Linked DNA regions of Mus musculus: all the other regions are linked to region 1. The links are chromatin loops, found by intact Hi-C in ENCODE. Cell type or tissue: heart. All regions are shown on one strand.

Region 1 (8,000 bases):
ACCATTCCTAGGCATAATAGATCATGTGAGCATCAGATTCAGCCACAGGAATCTGCCCTCCCCTGCTGAGTCCAAAATAGCCATATAAGGGGCAGTATGGCGGTTTCCTGCCCCTGGAACAGAGCCAGCAGAGCGTGGGACTCCTTGAGTATTGGTGGTTGTTGTGGGTGTAAGGCTTTCTTGTATAATGTACATGTTTTCATGGTTCCCCTATGAGGAATGTCCTCTCTGCCAAGGTTAATGCCTCTATGATAATCAGAGACAGCGTGAGCCTGGGAGGCAAGAATGTGTTCTAGGTCTCAGCAAATGGTAGAATACTGTGGCGTTCAAGACAGCTCCTACGGCTGTGGGAAAGAACATTGAAAACATGAGTTCAAAAATAGATCATTTCTCAACCATGCAAAATGTGAATTGTGTAAGGAGTGTCACAGATCTGAAGGAGTAGGGGCAGCTACACCACAAACCATCTTGCCAGAAAGACACAAAATCAGGTAGATTCCTGAGTTCAAGGTCAGCCTGGGACAGAGGGAATTTAGGCCCAGTCATGGTCCACATGGTAATTCCAGGACAGGTCTGTGCTTGCTGACTCTTCCTAAGAAGGCTGAGGTCAAGGGATGCTGATTCATGGGATAACCAAAAGGAAACCTGGGGGAATGACTGAATTGATAAGTTAAAAAAAAAAATAAACTGGGCTTTTGATCTCTAAGAGTTGAGCTATCCAGATAATTTTTAGAATAACAAAAGAGAACTGCTTAGAGAAGAAGAACATAGAGCATTTAGAAAGCTGTCTCGAGCAGAACTTAGGCTGCCAGCTTGGACCCACAGTTTGACTTCAAGTCATTCGTTTTGCAGGTCTCCAACACCCTTCTCTCTATCTCAAACATTCCTTCTCCAAGAACCCCTCTCCAAGCTGAGGCTGAGGAGTCCTCAGCACTCCCCCTCCTAGTGTGGAAAGGAAAGGCTGCAGGCAAAGCATTTCTGACCTCTCCTTGACCTCTCTTCCTCCTTTCTTCATTCTTTAGAACCATGTGTCCAGGCAAATCCTTCCACCTCTACCAAGCCCAAGTCTTCTCTGCAAAGACTGTGGGGAAGCTGCTTGCCTATGACCCAGTGACCCTATTACTAAGATAAGCATAATTTGACTGCTGGTTTGAGAGCCAAATGAGACTGTGGTAGACACCGGAGCTCAGCATGTGCCAAGCACTGTCCTGGGAGCTATGCTTTCATTCATCCCTTTTATCTTTGCCACAAACTTCAAAGAGGAGAAGTGTTACCATCTCCTTTTCCCCCAGCAAAAACTGATGCAGGTGCCAAAAACACAGCTGCCTTTGAGCAGAGGTAGAACTTGAACCCAGGGAGTCAAGCTGCAGCCTGTGTGCCCAGCCCACAACATTAAGCTGTCCCAAGCATGCTTGCTACAAAGATGGAAGTGTTGTGAACACTGCATACCACTGCCTTCACTCTACCATCCCTATCCACAGCCTGGAGATTGATGGACTCTGCTCTGTGCCGGGCAGTAGAGGACCAAAGCCAAGCAATGATGTACAGCCTCCTGCCAGGGGGAAGCCAGCCTAGCACCTAATTGGATCAGACCCCCCTCCCAGGATTCCTCTACCTCCTCCTCTCAGCTCGCTATCTCTCCAGCCCTGCCCTGCCTGAGGTTCTGCAGCTGCCCCAGTTGATTTTATAAATGGCCCTTGCAAGAGGTGGGCACCTTGGCTAATTGAATCAACGCCCAGAAGGCAAGAGGCAGGAGGCTGGTTAACATCAAGGCCGAAAAGTGGTGGCAGCAGCAGCCTGAGGAGAGTCCCCAGGGAGGGCTGAGTGAGCCAGAGAGGCTCAAACAATCAGATGCTGAAACCTTTCCAGATGCTGAAAGTCCAGGTGGAACCTCCTGGGGGGGGGGGGGGGGGGGGCTGGCATCCCCTTCTCTAAGCGTGGGGCAGGTTTACTCAGATTAGCTCACACACACACACACACACACACACACACACACACGCACGCACGCACGCACACGCGCACATGCACGTGCACACAGTTTATACACTCTGAAGAAAGTAGGAATAAAGAGAAATGGGAGAGTCAGAAAAGAATGGGAATGACACAGCATTCAGCAGTAGTGAATTTGGGTACATGCCTCCAAGCTGGGGACCTGAACCCTGAACTCCTATCTGCCCTGATGCCAATGCATGGCTGTGGCACACAATGACATCTCAGTCAATGACAAGCTGTATATAAAGTCTGTAAGATTAAAGCAGATGAAAAAAAAATACCTCCTGCCTGGCATGTTTATGGACCCTCTTCTATCTTGGATGTTTATATATACACAAATACCATTATGTTACCAATACATCCAGTATTTCACATATAACATAGCTCTACATGTTTGTATCCTAGGTGAAACAGGCTATGCCACACATCTATAATATATACATATTACAGATATATTGTGATTATATAGAACATATATAAATTATATATTACATGCATATATGTGTTATATTTATATAGCAAATAGTATAAATTATATTTACACACAGACATATATACAAACATACCATGTACCTTAGGTACGCAGTTATATATCACATAGGTATAAAAATTCAGTGGTGCAAGATAACCTACAGAATCAACTAGCCTGGGCCCCTAAGGGCCCACAGAGACTGAACCACTCTCCAGGGAGCCTGCATGGGACTGACCTAGGCCCTCTGCACATATGTTACACTAGTGCAGCTTGGTCTTCAAGTGGGACCCCTAACAGCCGGAGCAAGGGCTGTTTCTGACTCTGTGGCCTGCCTTTGGGACCCTTCCCTCCTACGGGGCTACCTTGTCTAGCCTCAATAGAGGAGGATGTGCCCAGTCTTACTGCAACTTGATATGCCAGGGTTGGTTGATGGGAGCCCCCCCCCCCCTTCTGAAAAGACAGAAGACAAGTAAATGGAGATTGGCAGGAAGGACTGGGAGGAGGGGAAGGAAGGGAAACTGTGGTCAGGATGTAAAGTGAAGAAATAATTAATAAGCCGGGCGTGGTGGCACACCTTTAATCTCAGCACTCGGGAGGCAGAGGCAGGTGGATTTCTGAGTTTGAGGCCAGTCTGGTCTACAGAGTGAGTTCCAGGACAGCCAGGGCTACACAGAGAAACCCTGTCTTGTAAAACCAAAAGAAGAGGAAGAGGAAGGAGGAGGAGGGAGGAGGGAGGAGGAGGGAGGAGGGAGGAAGGAGGAAGAAGAAGAAGAAGAAGAAGAAGAAGAAGAAGAAGAAGAAGAAGAAGAAGAAGAAGAAGAAGAAGAAGAGAAAAAGAAAAGAAATAATTAATAAAAGAATATTCAGTGGTGACAATGTGTAGTGACAAATTTCTCAGAACATGTCCATTCATTAGACAACCTATGACCTCAATTAAAAGATTAAGCCAGTCTATAATAGTCCTAGATACACCTAAGTTTCTCATAGTATCAACAGGTACTAAGCAGCTTGCCTAGAGCCAGAGACCCATTCTGGGTGGCAAGGTCTTTGTAAATCCTTTGCTCGGGCCCACAATGGCAGGTCTGTTTCCTTCCTTGCCTGTGCACTTTCCCCTGGCCGCCTGGGTGGCTCAGCGGCTCTTGAAGGAGGCCTTGCCTCAGTGTGTCTGTCTGTGGTGCTCTCAAGCGCTTCTCTCCCTGACCCATCAGTGACCGCCTCTGCTGCTCCCCACTGCTTGCTCCTTTGAGTTGGGGCTAGGGGCTGGGGAACCTTCCGGAATCCCAGCTTCTGAGAGAGAGGGACATACAAGTGGCAGTTGCTCTGTAGTATTACTGGATGAATGATGCACACACATCGCGGTGACACAGACACAGCTAAAGCTAGCTAAGAGGCATTCAGAGCTCCCTGCAGAATGGGGCACACCCACTGGCTCATTTCCTCCGAGGACACTAAAAACCTAGTCAGCATTTCCCCAACAGCCTTCTAAGGACTTTCATTGCCACTCCCAGCTTCCCCAAATGCTCTACTTCCGCAGCTACCAACCCCTCACCCCACTTTTCCCCAATCAAGCTGTCCACCACGTCCCCTGGTGAGATCACGTGATCTCAGAGTAGAGCAACCAGAAAGTTCTGTCTCTTGAAGGTGAAGGGCGCAAAGAGATAGGGATCGGCTCAGGATCCCATATTTTGAAAGCGTGTTCACATTTCCGGAGGGGAATCCCAAGGTTCGGAAGACTCCCGAAGCTGCCCCTCACCACCAGATCCTTCAGGTAGAGAAATTCGTCCCTCAGGACCAGGCACCCACCGCGCCTCGCAAGCTTAGTCCCTAGTTGCAGTTTCCACAGGCTGGCACTGCCCCCTGCTGGGCACATTCGGGATGAGTGCGTCAAGTGCCAAGTGAGGAATCAATAATGTGGCCTTCTTTGCTTTGAGACACAAAGCGTCTACCTGACTCCTGCCCCAATGCTCTTCCCCCATGTCCTGAGGAGCCTGGGCTCCTTGGAGAATTGGACCCGCAGATTGAATGCAAACCTTGGCACAGACAAAAGTGGCAGAGAACCTCTTACCTGCTCCAGCTTACGTACTCCGTTAATAACTGTCAAAAGCTACCATAAGACAAAACCTAGGAGGCCACACACCCGGGGTCTTGAAGGCATGGATCTGTGTGTCTGTTGCTCATTACTCTCCTGGATGCTAGAACCTTGTCTTGCACTAGAACCTCACTGTGACTGGACAGAATGCAGCCGCCGTCTTTCTGTTTGGTTGGTTGGTTGCTTGCTTGCTTTTTTGCTTCTTTGGTTTTTTAGTTTTTCGAGACAGGGTTTATGTATGCAGCCTTGACTGCCCTGGAACTCTGCTCTGTAGAACAGGCTGGTCTTGAACTGAGAGATATGCCTGTCTCCGGAGTACTGGGATTAAAGACTCACCCCCTGGCTACTGTAGCCATCGTAATTAACCTCAGCATGTGAGGATCCAAGCTCACTACCTGAAACTTAAGTGTCGCCTTGGAAACCTCTCTTCTTCGTCACCCAAGCTGCACAGGAGCTAACTCTGTAGCAGCTTTTGAATCCCAGGAACCCTTTCAGTGGCATCTCTACGCTATACCTCTCACCCCCAAGTCCAGCTTCCCAGAGCTGCTGTCCCTAAAGATTTATTCCTGTGGCATTCCTTACCCAAGAGCCTCAAACCTCCCTTCCTTCTCCCACTAACAATGAGCTTCCCACAACATACTCCGAATCTGCTGCTGCCGACACTACCCCTCCACCTACAGCAGGTTTCTGTGTTGCTAAGACCTCCCAATGTTCATGTCGTCCTAAGCCAAAGAGGCATGGGGCACACCTGACCTACCAAGAGATTGGAGGCCATTGCCAATGCCCCGATGCCGGCGCTGAGGAAAAGGAGCCCATCCATAGAGATCAGCTGATCAAAGTTCAGTGTTCAAAATGTGGTTTCTACTGGATGGATGTTTCCTGCTATCACTAAGTCAACATTCCAACTAAACAGTGATGGAGCAGCTCGCTCTGGGTCCAATTCCTTCCTGACTCCTTCTGTAGCTTTAGTATTGTTCCTTCCAAGATATCCTCTCTCTCTCTCTCTCTCTCTCTCTTTCTCTCTCTCTCCCTCTCCCTCTCCCTCTCCCTCTCCCTCTCCCTCTCCCTCTCTCCCCCCAGACCCCTTAAGTACCATCAAAGCCCTTCCCACCCTGAAAGGCCCACCTCAAACACCACCCTTTGCTATGAAGTCTTTCTTGGACATTAACTGCTTCTGAAGCACCTGGCCTTGGGCTGCCTATGTGGCACTTAACATTCCCTTCTCAAGGACAGCCATCTGTGCCTTGTCTCTCTCAGCTTTACACATATATGTAAGGAGGGGTGGGGTGGGAATCATGTCCTAGGAAAGGCTGGCCAGGACCACACAACCGGTAAGTCTTATTTCTAGTGCATAAAAGATACAATAAGTCACTCATTTCTTGGGACCCATGAGATGGTTCAGCAGGGAAAGATCGCCAAGACTGATGGGCTGAGCTCCATCCTGGAACCCATGGAGGATGGAGAGAACTGATTCCTGCAAGTTGTCCTGCATCCTCCATGTGGGAGCTGTGACAAGCCCTGCCTGCCCATACACGCAGAAGTAGATAAATGTAAAATCTATTAACTGCTAAGTCTTTCTCGAAATCCAGATTTGCCATCAAACCCTTCACGCATCCACTGCCATTTTTCTGTCCTTGCAAAAAGTAAAAAAGCAGATGTTTGAAGGTTTTTCATGCTTTGAATGGACCTCATGTTTCATATGTTAAAAACAAAATCTCCCAAGTTATATGCTCATGGATTTGGAAGCAGGGCTTTGGGATTGGACGATGAGGGCACTGTTTCTGTAGATGAATGAAGTGATTCAGGAAGCAGTGCATGATCCAGGGAACAGCCTTGCTTTCTCTCTATGCTTGCTGTCTTCTTGTCACATCATGTCCACTGTGGTATTATCATGCAAGAAGAAGGCTCTCACTGGATACCATAAACATTTTGTGTTTGTGGACTCCCCAGCCTGAAGATCCACAAGCTGAAAATAAAATCTTTTTTCTTCATAAACTACCTAGTCTGTGGCATTCAGTTATAGAAACAAAAGACAGATTAAAATAAAGATTTTCCTAGGGGGGGTGGGAGGGTCCCAGACCTCCTGGGGCCTCTGACCCTGTAGACAAATGCTGAGGACCCAGCAGAGGCCCAGGGAAGACATCCCAGCCAGTGGAAGAAGCACTCGGCAGGTCAGCCCCAGCATTCTCTCCCCTCACAGCATTACAGGCCACAGAAGAGTAGTTCGAAATTGGTTTAATGTATAGAAAACTCTGGGAGCTAGAGGGACAACAGCTACTCTCGCTGCTAACCAGAAGCCAGGGTTGTCCCAGGAACAAAACATCTATAGGCAGGAGGCCTGCCCACACCGAGGAGCCAGGACATCTGTGGAAACCCTTTGTCTCTTAAGAGAAATGGCCCCAGTTCCCTTTAGACCCAAGGCAGTGGGAGGAAGTGGAAAAGTGTAGGAGGAGGGTGGGTCCCTCCAGGGCCCTCTTTCTGCTCCAGGCTAGTGACTCACACAGTACACAAATAAGGCACACCGAGCCTGGGGCCCAGGAAGGGGCAGTAACCAAAAGGACTCTACCAGAAGCCACCATTTCCCCTCCACAGCTTCCGAAGACCTCCCTGGGAACCACATATCCCATCTTCTGGCCATCCCCTACTTTGGGCCTTTTTTAAGTATGACATTGTCATACTCAGTTGCCTGTGGCCAGTCAGGCACAGAGGAGTCTTGCTGGAGGGAGCTGGGACCCCCATCGGCAGTGGCCTGCTCCCTCCATGTCTCCCCTGAGGGCCTCTGTGTCCTGTCATAGAGGGACAGGGCAGCCACACCCTCAGGCTCATCATATATATGGTCAGGTAGAGGGGCCCCAGGATCCTCCTGAATGCTGTCATACAGTGGGTCGGGAAGGTGTGGAGGGGGGCCCGTCAGGAGGCCCCTGAAGCTCTTCCTCAGGGAGTGAGCCACCGTATCAAAGGGTACGGCATACTCCCCCTCAGGGGCCCCTGGCCTCATGCCAGGCACCAGTGTGCCAGGGGATGGAGAAGGCAGAGAGTCGTGGGGCCGGGAATAGGGGCTTTCAGGTCGAGGCAGCACAGTGGGCATCATGGGCCCTGTGGCTGGCAGGGATGGAGGCCCGGAAGGGGTGGCATTCTTCTGGACAGCAATGACCTTTTCTAAGGCTTGGAAGATCTCATTGCCGTGTCGTGTTTCGAACTCAAAGTTGCCCTCTCCAGAGAGACAGCGTCTGCCAGCCTCAAAGGAAAAAGTTGCCTACAGTGAGGGGGGAAAAGAGGGAAAGAACTGTTCTTCCCTGGACTCCACCCACATGGAAAAGTGCTGACCCTGGCACCAGAAACTTCTCTTGGAGCTCTTGGAGCTCTTGCCCCTCTGCCTCTGCATTTTGTTTGTTGGGGTTGGTTGTTTACTTGGGAAAAGGCTCTCACCATGTAGCCCAGGCAGGC
Region 2 (8,000 bases), 1.5 Mb before region 1:
GTTTTATCACAGCAAAAAAAACCTTAGTAAGATACCCTGTCAAGATTGAGGGGACACTATCTAGGAGCAGATGTCCTGATTCTCTGGCTCTTGCAATCTTTTTGTTCCTTCTTTTGAGATTTTTTCCCTGAGCCTTATATGATTGCAGTGCAAATGTATCAGTTGTGGGTCACTTATTTTCTGCATTTTTGACTCTATAATAATCCCCATCTATTGCACGAAGAAGCTTACTTGAAGAGAGGCCAGAACTACATTTATCTATAGGTATATAGGTATATAGGATAGATATTTAGAATACAATTAGACATATTGACAACCACTCTTTCCATTATCTCTGCATAGCTTTGGCTTTTCGTGTGTGTGTGTGTGTGTGTGTGTGTGTGTGTGTGTGTGTGTGTTTTGGACTCACACAGGCCAGTTTTCAGTTTTTCTTGTATTTATTCCTTCCCGATGGAGCCGAGACTCTCCCATCCTCCATGGTCACCCAGGCACAGACTTGTACTGAGAGACTGTGATATACAGGATAAGAAGGTTCTCGATTAGTAAATAGAGTTGATCTACCATCAGCCCAGAGGGGACAGAGTACATCTTGGCAGTTCCCTTTTAATCACTAATGCTTTTGATGATGAGCCGGGGAACGACTTTTATCATTTAAGCCAACTCTCATCTGTTGTTGATGGCTTCTGAATAACGGAAATGAGAAGAAAACAGCTTTAAAAAATCTCTTTGAATCTGTTACACAGGGACTGAGAATGACCCACATTCACCTGAAACAAAGCTTCCCTGTGGAAGTGGTGTGGCCTTCATGTGATGGAGCAGTGACTGTAAGCCTCCCTAACCCTGTGCCCTGGGGCTCATGTGGTGATGGAGAGGACTCTGGCCCATTGTTACCTAAAAGCACAGCAAGAGGAGGGAACCCTGTGAAGGATGAGCTAGGGAAGGACGAGCCTGTGTGCCATCTTGCTGAGTTATTTGTCAGATTTATGAGCGCTGGTGGCACTTATCAAAAGTGACGTTTATTGGGTGTGAAATGTTCTCATTTGTTAGATAACACAAGCTGTTTAGTATTAAAGCGACTTTCACATGGCACAATCTCCTCTGTCATTAAAGACCTCCTAGGATTAATTATTGAGATCTATGCCCAGATGCCTAGACGCCTCCCAGAACCATAAACTTATCAATCACACATGAGCCAATTGCCAAGACATTTTCCTCAAAGCCACTGTCTTCCTGCGAGAGGGGCGAGGACAAGGCCAAGGAACAGTTAGTACATATAAGTGCTCCTGGGAGACCTGAGATCCTGACCTGGGTCAAGGCTGTCCTGCTTCCTCAAGCTTGAAGCTACTACAGCTAGACCTAGTAGACACTCAGTCACTCAAAGCAATTTAGCACAAAGGTCTCTATTAGTTTACTCCTGTGACAAAATACCTGACAAAACTATAAAGGAGAAACATTTATTCTCCTCACTAGTTCAGAGTTCAAGTACACCTTGGTGTGGAAGGCATGATGTTGGTTCACAGTGGAGGAATTGTGTGGCCAGGCTCTACTTACTTCACGGCACCAAATAGAGATAACAGGAAGTAGGTTTAACCTCCAAGGGGCCACTCCTAGTACCGTCTCCCCGATAAGACCCATTCAAAGTTTCCACGACATCTCAAGACAAGTGCCATCAGCTGGGGACCAAGTGTTCTGACACCAGAGTCTGTGGGGGAAGAGTTCTCATTTAACCATGACTGGTGTTTTCTTTGTCATGTATTACTTCCTTGGGGTTACATGGGACATCTTGTCACATGGTAGGTCCTTAATAATGATGAATAGCAGGAAACATCTTGTCCTAGATTATAAAGGACTCTGAGAATGAGCTAGTACTAGGAATCCAGTTTGCTTTTTCTGAATCCAGTACATCCTGCCTTTGACCTTGTTCTTTAGAATACCTTCTCAAGACCCCGACTCCTTAAGGCATCAGAATAGAGCTTCCTCTACAGGTTCATGTGTAGTATGTGTAGCTGCCAGCAGGTGGTGCCATTCTCAGAAATTAGTAAAACAGGAGATAGAGGCTGTGGAGGAGCCAGAAGTGGGGTTTTGTGGTTGTTTTTTAATTTTATTTAATTTTATTATTATTATTTATTTATTTATTTGGTGGTGATGGTGGTGGTGGTGGTGGTGGTGGTGGTGTTCTTTCTCATCCTCTGTTGCCTCCCTATTTAAGGTGAACAGCTTCCTCCACTAGGTTCTCCCATCACCATGATACCCAGTTGCACCTGAAGCTCAGAAACATGGAACCAGCTTTCTAAGGGGTAAAATCGTGAACCCAATAAATCTTTCCTCTTCGTAAGCCGTTTATCCCCAGACATTTGTCATAGCAAAATCAAGTTTGAATAACACAGGGGCCATAAGAGAACACCAAGCTCAAATGTAAGACAGTCTGTCAAAGCACCAAAATTACTTGCAACGAAGGTAGAGTTCACTCAAAAGACCCTGCAATTATTGCTAAGAACCCCAGGGCACAAGATAAAGAATGAATCCATAATGCTACAAGTTGGATGAAGGTGCCCAGGAGGAAGAAATTTTATGGACATCTAAAATACTGATATATATCAGGTAATAAAGCTGTTGAAGGCCAATAGAAGTACCCCCTCTATCACAGTGTAAGCTGTGTGGTTTTATTTTCAAACAGACACCATCTGCACCACAACCATAGACCAAGGCATCTCACCTTTTACTTGGCTGAGAAAGTCTTTCCACTGCATCTGTCCATCCTTACTCCAGTGCACCAAACATTCCACAGCCACTGTCTTAAACGTTGTATTGGCTTGTTGAATTTAAGTACAATGCAAAATCTTCATCTGGACCCAGAAGGCTTTCTAAGATGCAGCCCTTGAGTGCTTCGTGAATTCATTGCTAACTGATATCTCCCTAGTTGTCTTCAACCACACCGGGCTTCTTCAGTGGACCATCTTTCTATTACTGAAAGGTTTTTTGCAGTATGTATGGAAGGGTGTGCATTTTTCCTCTACCCTTCCACAGACCAGTTCTTCTGCATCCTTCCATGTCTTCCTGGTATCTTTGGAAATGTGGTCTCTCCATTAGGGTTCTTTTGCACTTAAGCAGCTAAGTAAAAGGTGAGATGCCTTGGTCTATGGTGGTGGTGGAGATGGTGTCTGTGAAGATACACCATGACCAAGGCAACTCTTACAAAAGAAAACATTTCATTGGGGCTGGCTTACAGTTTCAGAGGGTCAATCCATTATAAACATGGTGGGAAGCATGGCAGCATCCAGGCAGACTAGGGGCTGGAAGCTGAGAGTTTCACATCTTGATCAAAAGACCAAAGCAGGAGACTGGCTTAGGCAGGGAGCCAGCAGGAGGGTCTCTTCCACACAGGATGGAGCTTGAACACTAGGAGACCTCAAAGCCCACCTACACAGTGATACTCTTTCTTCTACAAGGCCACACCTATTCCATCAGAGCCACATATCCTAATAGTGCTATTTCCCATGGGCCAAGCATATTCAAACCACCACATGTGGTTTCCTTAGAGACGCCATGACCTTAATTGGGTTCTATTTATTCTTTCTTAGTAGTCCTACCTGCTTTCTTCACAATACCTATTATTTGTGGTTTATTTTTATGTGTGTTTATCTCTCACCTTTCATCTCTCACAGGCAGGGAATGTTGTATTTACTGTGCCAACAGCACCTAGCAGCTCAGCATGGTGCCTGACCTTACATCAGGCATCTAAGAAGTACCACTCTGCTGCTTGGAAGGAAGAATATGTTAGTGGCTATTTAAAAATTAAAACAAAACAAAACAAAACAAAAACCCTTTGTTTTCTGAGATAAGTTATTTGTTACATAGTTACGGTTAGCTTAGAATTCCCAATCCTCCTGCCTCTGAATCCTAAGTGTTGGGATTACATACATGTGGACTGCCATGTCCCACAATATAGTGCATTTTTAATGTTCCCAAGAGGAGTTTAGCATCCATTTGTGTGGAGGGTATTTGTGTATATGGGTATGTCTGTGTGTAGCACTTAGACCCTAAAATTTCAGGGACTTTTAGTTTGTTTCTTTGACACTCAGAGAAATGTTTGACCCACAGATGTTCAAATACGCAAACACAAATATCTGTTGGCTAAATGGCGAGCAGAGGTGTAAGGGATAAAAGACCCAGTAGGTGAAACAGAGGAGTGACCTGAAAGACGCTTTGAAATGGAGTTGGTATTGTTGGAAGGGGGTGTCCCGAGCAGTCAAGGCCACCAGAGGTTTAATAAAGGTCTAAAGCTAAGCCAGTGCACTGCTAGGCAAACTTAGCATCATTACAGAGGCCTCTCAGGCAAGCTCTGACACTCAGGATGGGCTGCTCTGGGTACAAGTCTGTGCACGTTCCCTGTATAAATAAAAAAATGAGAGGTGCTTTTTTTTTTTTTTTCATGTCTGGGTCATTAGATCAGCTGGTCAGTTGGTTCCTCCAAGTCTGAGCAGTCCCATTTCGTGGTCCAGGTCCAGAGCCATCATAACCTAATCACTGATGGTGGCCTTGCAAGGCTGCGGAGATGGCCAACCTGCTTTCCTGCAGTCATGATCAGATTCCAGAGCTCGGTCTGGATGTGGGGGTGACACCTTGTTCTTATCTCTGGATTCTCTGCCCTCATCTTAGCAATCCTCCTACTCTCACCTTGTGAGAGTAGGCATTCACCTAGCATTTTCCAACCCCACAGACCCCTAAATCTTACAGGTTATTGACACTGAAGTACTGAAGGGAACAAAGTGATAAATGATGGCCCCACAACAGGCCACTGTACCTCTGGAGTTTGTGCTTGGTTTTCCCAACCTCATCTATATTTCCAGCCTCCAGCTTATCCAGAAAACCTTTTTGTATCTCCTTCCAAATTTCCCTTCTCCTTTAGTCATGGAAACACTGAAGCTCTGAAGTAGTTTCGTCCATGTTACTATAACAGGACACCTGACACTGGGCGATGTAGAAAGGAAAGAAGGTTCTTTGGCTGATGGTAACATCGAACACAAGTATCTTGTCTAGGATGTAACATGTCAGAGAAGTGGAATGGGATACCATGTGTGGAACCGTGTGTGTGTGTGTGTGTGTGTGTGTGTGTGTGTGTGTGTTTGTGTAAGCAAAGAAGCTAGAGAATGAGGAGGGACCAGGCTTGCTCTGTGTGTTTGGTAGCATTTGTTTGGTGTGTGTGTGTGTGTGTGTGTGTGTGTGTGTGTGTGTGCATTGTGTGTGTGTGTGTGTGTGTGTGCATTGTGTGTGTGAATGTGTGCAGAACCCAGGAGTTATCTTCATGTGGTCTCTCAGGGACCATTCACCTTATTTTGGGAGTGAGTGGGTGGACGACTAACTCACAATATAATCTTCTGAGAGTGGTTCCCCATGACCTACTCATCTACTTCACCTTCCATCTATAATTGTTTTCACCTATAATTTTTAACCCCTTGTTACCCCCACCCCCACTCCCAGAGTCACTACTACTTAAAATTGGAAACCACACGTGACCTTTTCAGGAGCCCATATCCAAAACACAGAAACTTCTATTTAAAAGAAATCTAAGGACTTTTTCTTTTGCTGAAACAATATTGATTAAAGGCTGAGTGCCAGCTGGGTAGGGTGTTAAGCCCTGGGGGATATAATGAATAAGAAATAGGCACATTCTTTGCCCTCAAAAGGTTATAGTTTAGTGTGAGACTCAGATATTAAATTTAAATGCATGAGTAAATACAGAACCCAAGATGTGACATGTGCTAGGTAGGAGAGTCAGAACTTTGATAATGTTTGGTTGGCGGCCCCTCAGGACTCCTCTAGGTGACATTTGAGATGAGGCTTTGAAACTGAGGGAATTGACTGTGCAGAGGGAGGGGTCTGGATTTCCAGTCATAGGCAAGGGAAGAACCCAGGTTCTGTGTGCTGGAGTGGGAACAGAAGCAAGGGTGGGCATGGGAGGATACATCTGCGTAGGTCTAGTTAGAGTCTACTCTCTCTACCAGGTTAAGCATTATGCACTTCACCCTTCCTTCATCTTGGGGTCCCTGCAGAGCTTTAAGCGAGAGAAACTCCATATTGTGATTTGAATTTTTAGAAGCTCCTCCCAGCACAGCCATGCAGAGAGAGAATGAGTTTGGAGGATGCTAATGAGAATGGGATTTGTGCTAGATTAGGTGACAGATAATAGTAGTTTGCACCTGGGCATGAGGGTTGGGGAGAAGCAGAGGGAGGGGAGATGGCAAAAGCTGCAGGAATGGAGACTTGACCAGGATTTGGGAGGAGAGAAAAAAAATACCAAGAAAGACTTTTGCTTTAGTTTATTCAGCCGTTGCATTGGGTCCTGGAGGAGGCAGTTCCGCCCCCCTCCCTCCAGTTAAGACCAGAGATTTAAGTTTTCCTGTGAAATCTTGGGGTGGTTGCCCCAAGCCAGGCCTATATATCAGTTCTTTAGCCTCTCCTTGCAGGACAGGACCAGGGATCTTTAGACACCAGCGTTTCCTGTCCCATTGTTCCTTGCCTTTTGACAGGCTGCCTCTCCTGTAGCTCTGCCATGCTCACCCTGCGCACCTTTCTCTGCCAGCTCCCGGTTTACTTAGACTTAATGACACTCGGATCCCAGCAGGTTCCTTCCCAGAATCACAATGGGCGACATTACACACTCCTCGTGTCTGGTGATAACTTTTTATGAGGTTTTTATTCTCTAACAATATATTAAAGCCATATTTTTGCCAGGTTTTTACTTCGGTTTATTTCTTGCCCTTGACTCGCTGTTCTCTGCCCCACCCCCATCCCGCGACTCCAGTCCCTCCCACGACTCCCTCTACCTGAGCAGGTTTGCTGCGAAGATGTTTAATTCTCTTTTAATCCCAATTCCCCGAGATACATGAAAGCATCTTTACGAGCCCATAAATCCACTAAGATAAAGTGCATTTTTATTAGTTGTGTTGACATCAAAGGGGAAAAAAATAGAATCTAATGTGGAATAGTCAATAATGAATTTGCTTAATAGCCCCCCTCATCACCTTAACAGTCTCAGGAGGCAGTGGCCTCCGGGGTAGGGCACAGAGGCTGGCAGCGTTGCATCAGAGACAGGCAGGTTACCACCCTGGTAGACGATGTTTCCTCCAAGGAGAAAATATTTCTTTGTAATGGAGCTTGGAAGCTTGAAGGTAGAATATGGAAAACAGAGCCTGGGGCAGAGGGGTGAAGGGAAGAGGTTGGTGGACTGGGAGTTTAGCCATTGGTTGTTCCGAGGCTGCTAGGGTACCTGTCACCCTAGCTGTCAGCCTTGGTGAGAAAGCACAGACGACTGAGAGCTGCTCCGGTGACTGGAAAATGGAGAAAGGAGCTGGGAGGTATGATTTGCCATCTCAGGAAGCAGGTGACTCTGCAGGGGGCAGCGTCTCTGGGAAGAGAATGGAATTCCATGGTTCAAGCTAGGGTCAAGCTCAGCTTTGGTGCATCTGCACTGTCTACCCACCCCAGGCTTGCCTTTCTCCCCCTCAGGCCACCTGCTCCACTTCCTCATCCCTGGTTTGCGAGACTCCCTTTGCTCTTCCTTCTTCCTTCCTTCAGCCGAGGTTTTCTACATCCCTTTGTAGCTACAGATTTAGGGTTTGCAAGATTCCCTGGCTCCCATCCCTCCCTTCTTCCTTGTTTTTCTTCCCTCCATGCTTTCCGTTCTTGTTCTTGAGCTCTTCAGAAACTCTTTCACCCAGGGTGTTACTGAGAGTGAAGTCAGTGCACTCAAGTCCGTGACTGAGAACAGGGAATCTCTCTGCCGCGGTCACTTGATTTTGTTTGTTTGGTTTGGGTTTTCAAGACAGGGGTTCTCTGGGTAGTCCTGGCTGTCCTGAAAACCCCATTTAAAGATCAGGCCTTGAACTCAGAGATCCTCCTGCCTCTGCCTCCAGAGTGCTGGGATTAAGGCATGCGCCACCACGCCTGGTACAAGTGGGCATTTATGCGGCTTCGAGACAAGGGTGTAGAGATGGCTC
Region 3 (8,000 bases), 1.4 Mb before region 1:
CTCTCACTGAGGCCAGACCAGGCAGTCCTCTGTTGTATATGTGTCAGGGGGCCTCTTAGCAGCTAGTCTATGCTGCCTGGTTGGTGGCTCAAGGATCTGAAGGATCTCGGCGATCTAGGTCTTCCTATGGGGACACCCTCCTCCATAACTTCTTCCATCCTTCCTTTAATTCAACCACAGGGGTCCCCAGCTTCTATCCATTGGTTGGGTGTTAAGTATATGTGTCTGTCTTGGTCAGCTGCTTGTTGGACCTCTCAGAGGGTAGTCATGCCAGTCTCCTGTCTGTAAGCACACTATAGCATCAGTAATAGTGTCAGGTCTTGGGGCCTCCCCTTGAGATGGATCCCAAGTTGGGCTGGTCACAGGACCTTAATTCCTTCAGTCTCTTCTCCATTTTTACCTCTGCAGTATTTTTGGACAGGAACACTTCTGAGTCAGAGCTTTTGACTGTGGGATGGCAACCCCATCTCTCCACTTGATGTCCTGTCTTTCTACTGGAAGTGGACTCTACAAGTTCCCTCTCCCCACTGTTGGGTACTTAATCTAAGGTTCCCCCTCTTTGAGTCGTGAGTGTCTCTCACCTCCTAGGTCTCTGGTACATTCTAGAGGGTCCCACACCTCCTATATCCTGAGATTGCCTGTTTCCATTCATTCTGTTGGCCCTAAGGGCTTCTTCACTCCTATTCCCCACATCCAATATCTGATCATGTTCCCCTTTTCCCCTCCCTGTCCTCTTTCCCACCCACCTTTCTACCTCTAACCCTCCCTCTCTCCCTCCCTTTACAGTGATTGCTTTCTTCTCCCTCTCAAGTGGGATTGAGTTATCTTTACTTGGGCTCTTCAGTTTGTTAAACTTCTTGAGTTCTGTGGATTATATCCTATGTATTCTGTACATTTTTTTTGCTAATATTCACTTATTAGTGAGTACATGCCATGCATGTCCTTTGGGGGTCTGAGTTACCTCACTCAGGATAATATTTTCTAGTTCCATCCATTTGCCTGCAACACCCCCCCCCCCATCATGCCCTTGTTCTTGATAGCTGAGTAGTGTCCCACTATGTAAATGAACCACATTTTCTGTATCCATTTTTCCATTGTGGGACATCTACAAATATTTCATTATGATATATAGATATTTTGTTAACCTTATCCCTGCATATGCTGTTTTTGAAGATACTTGAAATAGTACTTAATTTTTATAAAATGTTTAATTTTTATTGTTGATATATAGAAAAACTCTTGGTTAGAAAATATCGGTCATGAAGTCTGTATTATTACTGAGTACTCACAATATTATTCAAGTACATTTAAAAAAATATCTGTCATAAGTACTCTGGCTTTCTCCTGAGTGAGACGATTTGTGATTCAAGGGTAGTTAGAGTCAATAATGGTTCATTCACAGGACAAATTTAAGGTTATCTTTTAAACGTGATAAAAGTAAATACTAAAGCTGTTATATAAATGAGCCTGAGGATAAAGGAGAGGGCTGTATGCTGACACATTTACTGGCTGATTCATGATTTGCTGTACAATGTATTTGGATAGATACATGGACAGTTGATGTAGAGGTTCTAGCTAGTAAGTTTGAACAGGAGTTGATAGAATTGTCAGAGGGGTCTAAGGAAGCCCATCTACCTGTGGAACCCTTGAAGTCATGGGAAGAAGTGGCTCATTGTAGCTACCATTGGTTATGGATCTGGTAGATGAATGGTGAGCCCTGAAGCAATAGATATGGCAAGCCCCAGGCAAGCAGTCTAATGGCAACCTTGTGATAAGAGACTGATTAGAGTTCTGGGAAGAGAAACTGGGGGCCATGGATATAGAGAACGATTTCGCCGAGTTCTGATAAAGGAGAGAAATGAAGGGCAAGTTAGGGGTAAGTGGGGTCAGGGGAGCGCCCCCCACCCCAATGTGAGGTTCCATTATTTCCCATGTAGGTTTTAGTTTTAGTGGGAGGAAAGCTGTGTGTTTTCACTCTGCTTTTTTATAACCCAGGATAATAGATCAGTGAGGAGTGTTGCCTAAAAGCCATAGCTTTGAGTAGGTGAGAAGGAAGGATGGGGTCTGGATGACAACAAAGAATTGTCAGGGTGGGAAGCCCTGGAGGCTCCTCCATAGTGACAGAGGGAAGGAAGAGTGGGTGTGTCTGAGGGTGTACATTTATGTGGTCAACATTTTGTTAACCGTGGACACGCTCGCTTTGCTGCCTTCTCATTGGATTGAGCTTGGTGGTTAATTGGGAAATGTTTGAAACAGTGTCTGTCAATAGCCATGCAATTCTCCACTAACCAGTTCATTTTACTGTTTCCCAGAATCCGGATGCAGACCAGTGAAGAATGAATATAGATTCCACCCTTAATGTTCAAGCTCATAGACCCAGATCTAGCACCCAAGGTTGCCCTATTGCTTGGTTGTTAGCTGGAAAGAACTGGAAGTGTCTGGGTAACTGCTACATTGTCAATCCTGTACCGTCTGTCCTATTTATTTATTGGATGGCAAGAACCCTTACTGTTTTCTTAATGATAAATGACTTTGAGCTATTGGCCTATTGTTTTTGGCTAAATGCATAGACAACCTCATTAGCATCACAGAGAACAAAATCTAGTTACACATAGATAAATAGATAATACAGTCAACATTTACTGTGTGAAGGGTCTCATTCTAAGGGCTTTGCATGTGTTATTTTCATTAGTATACTCAAGAGCTTTGTGTATAAGATCTTACATATGCTTTACATGTGGCAACTCAACGCAGTGAACAACAAATTGCTGAATAAAATGTGCTACTAGACTTCATTACTCAACTGTCATGCATACTCTTCTACTGTATCTGTTCTTGCTACTTTTGATTTAAGGTTCTATTGGGTCCTGAAGGAGAACCTGGGGAGACACCAGATCTTGTTTCAGCTCAGCCAAATGCTGACTGATTGAACTTGGGAAATGGCTTGGGATGTGTTTTGCATCTGCATTCCATGAACTTTGAGGATTTCTACCATTCTATTGAGTTCTAGCTTTTTTTTTTCCAGATTTTTATTATGTCTGTGCCTATTATCTTACCAGAACCATATTTCTTCCATACCCAGGCTTCCTGGGTGAAAGGTGATTATGTCTGGGCATGGTGGTGACTGAGATTGGCATGCACGGGAGGGACTATCACCTATAGCTCTCTGTGGCTTTCCAGTGGTTTACAAGCAGGATTAAGGAACTAGCTCCCCCACTTCCACTTCAAGAAGAGCAGTGAACAGAGTTGCTAGGCACAAGCTTCAGGCTCATCGAGTTCCCAGAGCACCAGCCTGACGAGCTAGTTTTAGTGCCTGGTATTTATTATCTTTGTGGAACCTTGGCCCAGAGCCTGGAACTGGGCATGTAGGGTGAATAATTGTACATGGGGCTCTCATGCATCTAACTTTAAAAAAAATCTCAATTACATCAGAAAGAGGGTTCAGGGTAACAGATGGGGTCCTGGGGACGATAGTGTAAATAACAAACAAAGGCATTTTCTGAGATGTATCACTGGTCCCAGAGAGCACAAGGGCTGATTGTCCAGCTGGAGTGCCCAGAGACGAACATCCAGGAGGTGGCAGCACTCACAAACATACCAACCTGAAAACACATTAGCCTGGTGAGATCTGGATTGGTGGGGGGAGTTTGGAGGGTATGAGCAGGCATAGGATTTTCATCTCACAAGGGATGGCTAGAGAAGTGTTTCATGAAACTAGATGCAGAGTTGCAAAACAAATGAGTGCACTGGGGCTGGGAGTGGGGTGGTGCTGAGTAGAATAGCTAGTTTGATTTGGTGAAGTCTCTTTGTAAGAGACATAGCCACTTGTAATATAACTCAACAATGGAAGGCATCTTTTGTTGAAAGGAGAATGAGATATCTCTAATTGAATCACTATGAAACTGAGGTCCTGGGGGAGGGGAAAATCAGAACTACTTGCTGCTTGATAGTAGATCTTCTGTTGGATGCCCCATCTCCTGCTTCTCTGATGCAATATCCATACCTGCTCCATCAGGCTCAGCTTCCATAGTTACCAAACAAGACTATGGCTTGCTGCCTTTTTGGGTGATACTGAGATTTCATCACCTGATGGGCAACTCAGGATTATTCCTCCCCTTGCCTATTTCCAACTCTTACTGTGTATAATGATGATGGAAGGAAGAGAGGGAGGGAGAGAGGAAGGAAGGAAGGAAGGAAGGAAGGAAGGAAGGAAGGAAGGAAGGAAGGAAGGAAGGAAGGAAAGAAGGAAGGAAGGAAGGCCCAATAAAGAAGGAGAGGGCTGCCATGCAGGTGCACGTGAGGTTGTGGAGTTTTTGGCAAATACAAGCAGACACAAGGTGTGACATAAACCAGGGCCAGTTAGAGTGCAATTGAATGGGCTGCAGATTCTTTGACTTCTGAGTGAGTTACTTCTTGAGGCTGCAAGACTCTGGACTTAGACTCTTGGATCCTTATTTACTAAAAAATTTCTTTTCTTATTGCATTATTATTTTAAATTCTCTCTGTGTGTATTTGTATGTGTTTGTATTTGTTTATGTGTGTGTCTGTGTGTGTGTGTGTGTGTGTGTGTGTGTGTGTGTGAGAGAGAGAGAGAGAGAGAGAGAGAGAGAGAGAGAGTCCATATGTGTCAGTAGAGTTGAGAGTTGAGAGGATAGTCTCCGGTGTTGGTGGTCACATTCCACATTCTTTGAGGCAGAGCCTCTTGTTTTCCTGCCTCTGCACATCAGGATAGCTGGTCCAGAATCTTCAGGGATTTTTTGCCTTGGTATTTTGGGCAGGTCTACTATTTCCTCTAGCCTTTACATGGTGTGGTGGTGTGAATAAGGACATTTCCATTGGTTTGGATGTTTGACTAATTTGGCCTTGTATGGATGCGTGTGGATTTGCTGGAGAAAGTATATCACCAGGAACTTGCTTTGAGGTTTCAAAGCCACATGCTGTGTTCCCAGTTTCCTTTCTGCTTCCTGTTTGTGACTCAAGATGTAAGCTTTTAACTTCCTGTTCCGGGTACCATGCCTCTGCTCTGCCATCATGGACTCTTATCTCCCAGGAACCAATGGCCAAATAAGCTCTTTTTTTCTATAAGTTTCCTCGATTGCTGTTTTATCACTGTAATGAATACACATGGGTTCTAGGAAATTGAATTTAAGACATGTTTATATGACAAACAGTGTATCCACTCTACCAAGTCTCCAGTCTTCCCCCCTATTTCTCTTAACAGTTCACTTCAGTTCACACCAATGAACAGCTTTTTATCTGCCTCCTGTGTGCTATGTCAAGGATATTTCTCTAGACTCCTAATCACTGGATGGGAAAGAGTCTAGTATTTATGCATCAAATATTTAATTTCCATCTCATTCTCCAATGAGATTCTAGCTTTTATTGAGCTATATTTTCAATGGGACTAGCCAGCAAGAGAGTACAGTTCTCACTTCTCCAGGAAGCCATGTTTTGTCACATGACTTGATTCTGGCCAAATAGATCGGAGGCTAGAGTGAGGCTTCTGGAAGGCTATTTCCATTGTGATGCTTGTGACATGAGGCTCAGGCCATTACTGCCCCTCTGGCTGTAAGAATAGTGAGCACAAAGCACAAAGCAGCCTTGGTCTCAAAGGACCACACAACCTTATGAAACCACACTACCTGTCACTAGGGCTCTTTTCCTGGTAAAAGACACATTTCTATTCCTGTTATCCTGCCATCTTCCAGAGCTCTCACTATTGAATCTTTCCTTTGCTGTTTTATGTGACTATAAGATCATTTATTCCATTTTTTGGCTCAAAATTCACCCCAGGTTGAACATCCCTGACAGCTTTCCCAGGTCAATAGGCACAGGAGCTCACAGAGACCTGAGATGCTTTCACTCTAAGAGGCTCTTCATGTGTTTAGAAATGAGAATGCTTAAGCACAAAACATACATGACAATGAATAGCTTGGGGCTTGACACATAAATAGCTGCGGAATGAATGCTGCTACAGTCTCTTTGAAGAATTCTTCCCAAGTCCAGCCTGCCATGGTTGTGTATAGAGGCGTCTTGGTGCTTTCCATTGTCAATGTACCTCCTCCTTTTAAAACCAACTTCTTTGGGAGTCCAACATTCTATATAGTTTTCATGTTCTATATAGTTTCATCTGTCCTGTCTGGGACAATAGCACACATACACACACACATGAATACACACACATGAATACACACACAGGAGAATGTGTGTCCACACATGTGCACATACACACACGAATACACACACACATGAACACACACACAGGAGAATGTGTGTGCACACATGTGCACATACACACATGAATACACACACACACACACACACACACACACACACACACACACACACCACAAATGCTGTTTTTCCAAAGTCCTAGATGAGTCCTTCCAGGCATATAGCTCCTCCATTTCTTTGACACAAACAGATCATGTGTAATAATAGCTTGAAAATTCCCTGAATTCCTGTAAGTGCTCTGTCTTCTGTCAGACTGAATATGATTTTAGGGCCATGTGTAATTTTATGGGCAGATGCTGCTGTCTAAATTCTGTTGATTCCTTTTTTACTGAGCTGCAGTCTCCCTGATCCATGGTTTTGCTTTCTGTGGCTTCAATTACCTACATTCAGCTCATATTCAAAAATTGTAAGTAGAAAATGCTGAAAATAAAAATCTGTAAGTTTTAAATAACTTTATTACAGTGTACCATTAACATTGCTCTTTTATTACTAATTGTGGTTAATTGCGTTCAATGCTTAATTTACAAATTAAATGTTATCATAGGTATATATGTCTTGGGGAAACAATGTGTTCAGTACTGTTCCTTGGTTCAAGTATTTGCTGGTGGTCTGGAAAGTATAACCTGTGTGCTTGGGGTGGGGGTGGCTGTAGAGTGATGTGGCAATCTAGGCTGTTTCAGGACAATCTACGTTTTCTTAGCCTCTCATGCACCATGTGTGTTTCCCCAGAAATTTAATGAAAATAATCTTTTAATTCAACAGAGGGCACTCTGGTCACAGGGGTCAGGCTGCTGGAGGAGCTGTTTGCAATCTGAGGGCCACTGGACACATTGTAATCACAGAGCCCAGGGAGAGAAACACTCAGTGCTAGACTAGGGCCCCTTGTAATTCCAAATAGCAACAAGTCAGAATTTTCTATACTGGTGTTGGCTTTCTACAGCAGTATCTGTTTTTTTGCAATGACGTTGAAATGGAATGAGCCTGAGAGTTCATTCTGTCCAGATGGAATCATAAATGTGGATAGCTCATCGCTCCTCCACTTTTTAATTGTACAACATAGGAAGGCATTTTGTTTTATAAAAAGGAAAACACCACAGGAATGGACATTAAGTTTGCATATGTACACAGCAAAATATTACTCAACTTTAAAAAATAAGAGAAGTCCTGTCATATGTGACAGTGAGCATGAACTTCTATTTATTTGTTTGTTTGTTTGTTTGTTTTTGGTTTTGTTTTGTTTTGTTTTTTCGAGACAGGGTTTCTCTGTATAGCCCTGGCTGTCCTGGAACTCATTTTGTAGACCAAGCTGGCCTCAAACTCAGAAATCCATCTGCCTCTGCCTCCAGGTGCTGGGATTAAAGGTGTGCGCCACCACCTGGCTGAGCATGAACTTGACAGATACTACATGATATCACGTACAGGGGGATCTCAAATTCTCTCTGAATCAGAGAGTAGAATGATGATCCAGGGTAGAGGGAGGCAGAGGCAACATTGATATTCAACAATGTAAAGTCTCAGGAGTATGAGATGAATCTGACTGTAGCTGTACTTCAAATTCTATTGGAATAGATGGTGTATTAGGTGAGTGAATGCTCTCTCTCTGTTTGTCTCTCTGTCTCTCTGCCTCTATCTATCTATCTATCTATCTATCTATCTATCTATCTATCTATCTATCTATTTTTGGTAGAATCCCATTGCTGTATCTCCATGGCAGAGCCTCTCACCTAGGATGTCCCTTTATCCAGCCTTGTTACTGCTGTGGAGGT

Evidence for each region. Peaks named below come from ENCODE experiments on the same cell type or tissue, not always from the same donor. Only the 100,000 strongest peaks of a DNase experiment are listed, where the experiment ranks them.
Region 2: it touches region 1 in a loop (11-fold over the local background); 23 of 42 quality-filtered maps call a loop at or near these places.
Region 3: it touches region 1 in a loop (10-fold over the local background); 12 of 42 quality-filtered maps call a loop at or near these places.

The regions. Positions count from the first base shown.
Region 1 is chr14:70,777,268-70,785,267 of GRCm38, reverse strand. It overlaps Dok2 (docking protein 2), which reads right to left. Exons shown (of 5, transcript NM_010071.2): 5 at 6,774-7,809. The coding sequence ends at 7,195. Among named protein-coding and RNA genes, the nearest start is that of Dok2, 6.9 kb to the right of the region's middle. In heart, a CTCF peak has its summit at 4,329 (motif pointing left); DNase peaks (open chromatin) are centred at 3,897, 4,277, 6,997 and 7,507; H3K4me3 peaks cover 768 bases; H3K27ac peaks cover 1,404 bases; H3K27me3 peaks cover 549 bases.
Region 2 is chr14:72,294,230-72,302,229 of GRCm38, reverse strand. No RefSeq gene overlaps it. Among named protein-coding and RNA genes, the nearest start is that of Gm41205, 110 kb to the right of the region's middle. In heart, a CTCF peak has its summit at 2,006 (motif pointing right); no DNase peak of the experiment used is centred here; H3K27me3 peaks cover 614 bases.
Region 3 is chr14:72,183,094-72,191,093 of GRCm38, reverse strand. It overlaps Gm41205 (a long non-coding RNA gene), which reads left to right and starts at 6,570. Exons shown (of 3, transcript XR_874813.1): 1 at 6,570-6,640. In heart, CTCF peaks have their summits at 3,574 (motif pointing right) and 6,988; no DNase peak of the experiment used is centred here.